2 separate regions of the Homo sapiens genome follow, and region 2 is linked to region 1. A link is an interaction called in ENCODE POLR2A ChIA-PET data of the cell type or tissue named here. Cell type or tissue: PC-3. All regions are shown on one strand. Links, peaks and the distances in the headings refer to the core of each region. The heading gives the core; the rest is flanking DNA. Region 1 overlaps PLCB1 (phospholipase C beta 1). Region 2 has its middle 5.7 kb from the start of LINC01752.

The links. Peaks named below come from ENCODE experiments on the same cell type or tissue, not always from the same donor. Only the 100,000 strongest peaks of a DNase experiment are listed, where the experiment ranks them.
Region 2: POLR2A ChIA-PET joins it to region 1 with 7 read pairs; 2 of 35 experiments call an interaction of 5 or more read pairs at or near these places.

What each region holds. Positions count from the first base shown.
Region 1 is chr20:8,794,669-8,799,065 of GRCh38, reverse strand. All of the region lies in intron 31 of PLCB1 (phospholipase C beta 1), which reads right to left. Among named protein-coding and RNA genes, the nearest start is that of RNU105B, 34 kb to the left of the region's middle. In PC-3, for the core only: no CTCF peak of the experiment used is centred there; no DNase peak of the experiment used is centred there.
Region 2 is chr20:10,756,617-10,761,013 of GRCh38, reverse strand. No RefSeq gene overlaps it. Among named protein-coding and RNA genes, the nearest start is that of LINC01752, 5.7 kb to the right of the region's middle. In PC-3, for the core only: no CTCF peak of the experiment used is centred there; a DNase peak (open chromatin) is centred at 2,323; H3K27ac peaks cover 3,154 bases.

The DNA of each region.
Region 1 (4,397 bases), core at 118-4,117:
TCTCAAACTCAGTTACCTTATGGGGCCAATAGACAATAGCAATCTTTGAAACAGCCTAGGGAGTACCATGCAGCCCTAAGGGACAGCTTCTTCTTAGCTTTAGAAATTCTTTGCATGTTTCTATTATAATCTTAGAATCTAATTTTTCAAGAGACACAGAGTATTTTTGAAATAAAACATTTTCTGATTTTTACTTAACAGTGTGATGCTTCTTATTGTGCCAACTGTCTCAGCCAAACTATATTTCCCAGAGTTCCCTTTCTGTATGTTTCCAGCTATTGTGGGTTCCATGGAGATTCTTCTGAGAATTGGAGGGCTGATGGGGGAGTCAGCAGTCATTGTGTAATACTCAGGCATTGTTGCTGATCTGTTGATTTATGTGTCTGGTTGATGGGAAGCAGCAGCTGAGCCTGCAATCACTTCCCCTGCCCATTGGGTCTTCCTTTAATTGTCTGACTCCTGGGCCAGGGGTGTGTGTGTGTGTGTGTGTGTATGTGTGTATGTTCAACTCTGTGACAAAGAGGCTCAGCTTCTGCTGGTTACTCTAGTCACCAAGCCTACTTGTAATTTTCCTTTCCTGCCTGCCTGCTAGGGTCCATCATTAGAGAGACAGCATTGAGAACGGGGCAGATAGCCATCCACCAAAATTGCATAAGCCAATTACTGTCACACACACACACAATCTTTTACTGGCTCTGTTTTTCTAGTTGAACCCTGACTGATACAGATGTTAACTAATTCAAATATTTCAGAAATGCAATGTGGGGACTTTCTATTTCTGGTAATGGCTGATTAGGTTATTTGGACCATCCTTTCCACTGAAAAAAATTAAGAAGCTGGGTTTGATACTAAAGCTTTTTTTTTTTTTCGATATAGAGTCTTGCGCTGTCACACAGTCTGGAGTGCAGTGGCATGATCTCGGCTCACTGCAGCCTCCACCTCCCAGGTCCAAGCAATTCTCCCACCTTAGCCTCCAGGGTAGCTGGGATTACAGGTGCACACCAGCATGCCTGACTAATGTTTGTATTGTTTTTAATAGAGTCAGTGTTTCACCATGTTGGCGAGGCTGGTCTCAAACTCCTGACCTCAAGTGATCCTGCTGTCTTGGCCTCCCAAAGTGTTGGGATTACAGACATAAGCCACCATGCCTGGCCATTAAAACTATCTTTAAAGACCCAGAGAACTACAACAACTTAATGATCAGGGTCAAACTGAAGGGGACATTGAACCTAGAAAGGTAATAAGCAAGGAAGCTGCTTTTGCCCTGATAGGCTTTTGCTCATGATGGAAATTGTGTGTTCACCCTTTGATAGCCTTGAAAGGTGAGGAGCCTACAGTCAAGAGCTGAGGCTTTCCCAGAGTGAGAAATCTCACAGGAAAGCTTCCCTGCAACAAGCTAAGACATACAGATTATATATTTGAAAATAAACCAAATAGAACATCTGGAAATAAAATACAAAACCTGAAATTAAACACTCAGTGGATGCATAGAATAGAAGTTTAAACAAAAAATTGGTGCATTGCAAAAAGTGTAGGAAAAAAAATTGCCCACAGAGCAGTAAAGAAAGACGAAGGATGGAAAATACTAAAAACAATTCATTGACAGAGGAGATGGAGTAAAAAGGTTCATTTTATTTTATATGCAAATATATATGGAATCTTAGAAGGAAAGAAAAAAAATGACAGAAGCCATATTTGCTTTCATGATAGTTTAGAGTTTTTGCAGAACTGAGGAAAGTGATCCATCTAGCCATCTCAAACACATATTTAGACACACTATAGAAAAACTGCACAAAATGTAAGAAAAAAATACTAAATGCTGTCGGTGGGGGGAGGGGGAATATAAATTATCATCAAAAGAACTGTATTAAGACTAACAGTTAACCTCTCAAGAACAGCAATAGATGCTAGAGGGTGGTGGAAGTTTATCTTCAGTGTGCTAAAGGAAAATAACCACCAACACAAAATTTTATATCCAGTGAAAATATCATTCCAGAATGGAGGAAATGTAGATTCTCATCTATTACTACATTAAACAAACAAAGACATTTCTGCACAAAAACAAAAATAAAAACTCCAAAGAGTTTCCCACCAGTAGACCGCATGAAAGGAACTTCTAGAGGAAGTACAAGATGATGATCCCAAATGGGCAGAAGATACAAGAAAAAACGTTTCACAAAGAATATGTGAATATGTAGACATATCTAAATGAACCATGATCAAAACATAGAATAATGTCTTATGTGTTTAAAAGTCTATTAGATTAAATTTCAAAAATAAACTGATGAGGGACCAGTGGAATTAAAATTGTTCCAATGCCCTGGTATTGCCCAGAAGGAGAGTAAACATGTCTAAGTTTTATACTCAAGAAAATAAGGCATAACTATATTTGTTTCCTAAAAAGGCAATTCTTTATATTGACAAAAATGAAAAAGAATTTTCTTCTACAGAACAAACAAAAACAAACCACTGTGTGGTTAATTGAGACTTGACAATGAGCAGAAACACTGTCTATAAGCAGCCAGTTTCCACTCTGCAAGTTTGGCTTCTGGGAGAAGATCCAATAAGTGCTGGCAAGGAAGAATCCATTTCCCCATCAAGCCGCAAAAGATTAGAGGAGGCACAAATGCATTACTTTAAAAAATATTTTATTTTAAATCCCGAAGTTTGCCTTTTCTCTCCCAAACACAGGAGATATCAGCCGCATTTAAGGTTCTGTCTCAGAGCCCAGCGGTAGGTCTAACAAGACTAACTTCAAGCAGAGGGATGAGTCAATCACCCTGTTACAAAGATGTCAGAGGGGAAATAAGGAAAATCAGTCTATATTCCCTTGGTGGAGGGAAAAAAAAGAGCCAGTAGCTACATGATGAAATGTTCTTTGGGAATGAATTAAAATGCCCTAAAGCTTCCCGGAATTCTCTCTTGATGATGAGCTAAATTAAGCAGAAAACCTGTGTTCTAAGAAGCATCAAAGACAAATTAAGCATCAGAGAAAAAGTAAATTACACATTTATTGACTGTTTTATGAGGTTATGGAGATAGTTCATTAAATATTCCCCTCAAAAGATGATTCTTCTTATAAAGAGAGTCAGGAGCAGCAAAGTGATCAATAAACATTGGCATATTCACAACAGACTCAAGGCAACTTGTGACTAACCGTGTTTTCTTTTCTTTTTTTTTTTTTTTTTGAGACAGGGTGGTCTCACTCAGTCGCCCAGGCTTGAATGCAGTGGCGCGATCTCGGCTCACTGCAACCTCCGCCTCCCGGGTTCCAGTGATTCTCCTGCCTCAGCCTCCCAAGTAGCCGGGACTACCAGCGCCCACCACCACACCTGGCTAATTTTTGTATTTTGGTAGAGATGGGGTTTCCCCATGTTTCCTACTGGCTTTGGCAAACCCAGGTATGGAAATCCCCAGGAAACCAATTATTTCACTGAGTCAGAAGACTGGCCAGTGTTTACTGCGTCCATCTTGAAAATTCTACCACTATGGATTTCATAAAAAGCCACAACTCAAACAAAACTGAAACCCACATACACTCAAGGACTGAATCGAATATCTCATTGCTAGAAAACATGCAGTCGAATGTTTCTCCAGAATTCAGAACTCTACTGGAAAGGAGCCAAGTATTCCCTTCTAAGAGTGTCTCTTGTTGTTTATAACATAATAAGTTTCCATGGGACTTATGTGCAGCAATGTACAACATCATTTTGTGTCAAATTGAGGCCAAAATATTTTATTGTACAAGTTGCTTCGAGGGACCACCTACTTCTGTTTTCCCCAATGCCCTCAAAATTACCTACAAAATGAATAAACTAATTGAATCTCTTTTTTCATAGGGAAAAAATGAACTCTCCACATGAAAAGATCCTAGTGCATGTCACAAAGTGGGACAATCTAAAATAAACTTTTCCAGTGTGACTGGCCACATTTGGTCCCCTACCAAATAGCGACCAGAAAGACTTAAGGTCCCAGCTCACATGCAGAATTGAAACAAATTTTTAGCCTGATTTTGATTGAGGCATATTCTCCTATGACTGCTATTGCAGGATGGTAAAAATGTTGGGAACTCTAGATGACATGCCCATTGTTGAGTAAACTGCTAGCAAAGTCACACTTTGAATGAGGTTTCATGTGTAGTTTGCTCTAAATTGAGCCAGAATAAATACTTCTTTGCCACTGAAAAACTGTTAACTTTGAGCCATTGGCTTTTCAAATTTCTTTTGCTGAAAGATTTACAAAATATCTGTTTGTTACTTTCAAAGGAGTTGTTTATTTACCAATGGCTTAGAAAATTATATTGATATGATTTTCTAAGTTGATCAAGGTTCAGAATAGCTCAAAATAGTAATATCCCAGAGCAAACAGTAATGTAAAAAAAGAGCTTCCTCCCTGTT
Region 2 (4,397 bases), core at 81-4,080, 2.0 Mb before region 1:
GTATTACAGCAAGGTGCCACCCTCAAGGAGCTCATAGAGCTGGTACAAACCCTAAGTAACATATGTATTATAAATATATATGTGTGTGCATACACACACACACAACTGAGTTGCCTTTTCAGTAATGTTTGTAGCAGCTCTAACAATAAAAAAGGGCAATTCAATTGAATTTTGACCAAAAGATATGCATAGGCAGTTCAAAAAAAAAAAAAAAGAAATGCAAAGGCCAGCTAAACACATGAAAGGGTGTTCACGTAGAACACCATACTAGAACAGTTTAGAACAGTGAGATACCATTTTTAGATATCAGATCTGCTGAAATTTAAAACACTGACAATATCCAGTGTCTACAGGCTCTGGAGAGCCAGACTCTTCAAACACTGTTGGCACTGGGAATATAAATCGCGATACAATTTTGAGAGCAGTAGCTATCAAAATTTTTAATGTAAGCACCCTTTAACCCTTTATTTCTGCTTGCAGACATCCTTCTCAAATCCATCTCAAGTGGACATTAATTCCTTTCCTTGCCACACAGCATTCCTTCCTCCTTCTAGTGACAAGAGCAAGGCTAACTAACACTGGGGAATCACTCCCCTTCCCCATGTCCAGTTTATGTCACAAGGCATGGCATATGCCTAGTCCTAGCCTATGTTTCTCTCTTTTTTTTTTTTTGAGAAGGAGTCTCGCTTCGTTGCCTGGGCTTGAGTGCAGTGGCGTGATCTCTGCTCACTGCAACCTCCACCTCCTGGGTTCAATCCATTCTCCTGCCTCAGCCTCCCGAGCAGCTGGGATTACAGGCGCCCGCCACCATGCCTGGCTAATTTTTGTATTTTTAGTAGAGACGGGGTTTCATCCTGTTGGCCAGGCTGGTCTCGAACTTCTGACCTCAAGTGACCCACCCATCTCAGTCTCCCAAAGTGCTGGGATTACAGGCATGAGCCACTACACCTGGCCAGCCCTGACCTATGAATGGATTACATCCTCCAGCCACAATAATTAACCTAGAGGTGGGCTTTTGATACAATTTGGGAACATTTCCTTGGGCAACTAAGAAAACTGCCCTCTGTTTTCCAATGGCCTTGGAGTTCTGAGGGTAGAAACCTGGAGCTCCTGGCAATGAAAAGGAAAGACCTGGAGAATGACACGACATGGGGGACGGGGGGGTGGGGGGATCAGTCCCTGTGACACTTCTTGAGCCCTTGGTAACTGATTCTAAAACCAGATCCACCCTTTCACCACATAAATTTGCTTTTGCTTAAGCTAGTTGAGGTTGGGTTTTCTTTTTTTTTCTTTTTTTTCTTTATTTTGAAATAGAGTTTCATTCTTGTCACCCCTGCTGGAGTGCCGTGGCAGGATCGCTCACTGCAACCTCCTCCTCCTGGGTTCAAGGGATTCTCCAGCCCTAGCCTCCCAAGTAGCTGGGATTATAGGCACCCGCCACCAGGCCTGGCTAATTTTTCTATTTTTAGTAGAGATGAGGTTTCACCATGTTGGCCAGGCTGCTCTGGAACTCCTGACCTCAGGTGATCTGCCCACCTCAGCCTCCAAAAGTGCTGGAATTACAGGCGTCAACCACCACGCCCGGCCGAGGTTGGGTTTTCTATTGCTGAAAACTAAAAAGCTCAAACAGACACATTCATCTACAGGATGGCCAGCACATGTGTGCAAGATATATGCACTCACATAGTCATTGCAGCATTTTTTTATAACAGTGGAAAAAGTATCAGGACCCTAAGTGTTCATCAATAGGAGAAATGTTTCAATAATTATAGTATATCACACTATATTATGGAATCTAAGGGTATTGTATTATTGAAAAAAAAACAAGTCACAATGCAACATGTATAATGTGATTTCATTCATGTGAAAAGGACTGTGTATAAGGATGTGTTCAAATTCACTTATCATTGTATACACAGATTGGTAAATGTATTTACATTTGTATATCTACATACTTTTAAATGTGTATATATAAAGAAAATATTTGGAGGTATGTATACCAAATAGTGGTTAGTTCTGGGAAGGAAAGTAGACCAGGATGAGAGAGAGAAGGGAGGGGAATAGGTGATGAAGGAGAAACATTTTATTCTTTCTTTTCCTGTGCTTTCCTGTGTCATTTTAAATGTTTGTTTAAAAAGAAACAAAGGGGAATCCAGACACAAACAATGTCTTATGCAAAGGCAAGAAAAAGCTGAAAGAGAATACTGAAATATTTTACGTTAGGTTCCTCCAAAAGCCAACCCTGAAGCAAGGATTCCAATGTGAGTAGTTTATTTGGAAGGTGATTCACCGGAACACTGGTAGGGAGGTGAGGAAGTAAGACAGGAAAGGAAGGAAGCAAATAAAGGATGAATCAAGCCCGAGTTACCACTGAGGGCAACTGGAACTTAATCCTGCTGGGGAACTCCATGAAGCAATGTCAAACACGTGCCTCAGAGTTATCTCACCCAAGGGAGGAAAGAGTGGAGGTATTTATACACCCATTCTTGGAAGTCACTGGTCAGGGATGCTTCCAGGGGCCATTAACTTCCTGGCACTTGAAGCCTTCCCCACACATGGGCAGAGTGGGTTGTGTCGGTCAGAGAAGCCCTTGGGCAGAGTGTCGGGTGCTGGCAGCTGGAATTTGGGCCAATGTTCATTAAAATGCTAAGTGTTGAGAGAACATACAGAGGGCGCAAAGATCATTGGCTTTGAGTGTGTTCTTCCAGGACTGATAAGGATCTTAGCGTAGATGGGGACAGATGGTGTCAGGATAGGTAAGAGAAGAGACCTGGAAAGACCAGGGTGAGGCTTGGAGGTTGAGATGACGAAGAGATCTTTTCCACCATGATAAGAACTTCTTGACAATGGGAAGCTACCAGCCTGTGTAAGTCAAGAGGTGATTAGATTAGATTCATACCTTAGAAATTCATTTTAGAACAGCGTGTCTAATTAAAGGGGTCTGGTTGTATTCAACACATTCACATGTAAAGATCCACTAATTGTGAGTGTCACAAGTAACATTCACCCCTTTAACAAATATCTGTTCGGCACTCTCTATGAATATCTATTAAGCCCCAAGAATATGTTTTCAATACTTTTTTTTGAGACAGAGTTTCACTCTGTCACCTAGGCTGGAGTGCAGTGGTGCAATCTCGGCTCACTGCAACATCTGCCTTCCAGGTTCAAATGATTCTCCTGCCTCAGCCTCCTGAGTAGCTGGGATTACAGGCACACACCACCACGCCCGGCTAATTTTTGTATTTTTAATAGAGACGGGGTTTCACCATGTTGGTCAGGCTGGTCTAGAACTCCTGACCTCGTGATCCGCCCGCCTTGGGCTCCCAAAGTGCTGGGATTACAGGCGTGAGCCACCACGCCCGGCCTTCAATACTTTTTTCAAACCGAGTGTACAAGTTATTTTTCTTAATGAAATACAGATAATTCCCTAATCATCACATGAGATCTGTTTGATTTGCAGCCTCATGTATGCTCTTGAGGGGGGAACATAGGCAAGGAGCTCCAGCCGTGGGGAATTGTGCTCATAGATGATGCTCTTTTCCTGTTAGCTGGCACATGAGCTCCATCTGTCAGCATTGAAATTGCTAAGAAATGGTGTTTATAAAATGAAATTAGAGCACACACTGAAGTCAACTGGGACCACTGGGAAGTTTGTTTATTTGTTTGTTTTTTCCAGACATTCAAGAAAGAAATAATGGTCTTGAATTCAGGCCGAATTTTCAGGTGTTGAAGGGAGGGGCTGAATCTGGGCTGGCCATTCTCCATGTGTTGCTTACCCTACCAGATTCCTTTTGCTCCCCTCTCTGCACTCTTTCTACCCCAGGAGCCTGCCTCCTATCTATGGCCTACAGCTCCTTTGCCCTGTGATTTTTGGTTGGCCTTTGCCAACTGGAAGCACTGGCAGGAAATCAGAGGATGAGAAGAGGGACAGCAAATGATGGTGGCGATTGTCTCCCTGGCTTTCGTCCCTCACTGCCCCTACACCTTTCCAGAGTCCTGGCAGTGGCTGCATCTCCTGCTTTAGCTCCCATCAGGTGGCCCTTCTTCCACAGCTCCAAGCTTAGAGATCAGGTACTTTTGGGAATTCCACTGCCACCCCTTGCACCTTATTTTCCTAAGGATGGTAAAGGCATCCTGCAGCTTGCCCTTGGGTCTTTTGCCACTGTTTGTTTGTTTGTTTGTTTGTTTGTTTGTTTTGAGATGGAGTCTCACTCCGTCACCCAGGCTGGAGTGCAGCAGCTTGATCTCAGCTCACTGCAACCTCTGCCTCCTGGGTTCAAGTGATTCTCCTGCCTCAGCCTCACGAGTAGCTGGGATTACAGGTGCCTGCCACCACACGGGCTAATTTTTGTATTTTTAGTAGAGATGGGGTTTCAACATGTTGGTCAGGCTGGTCT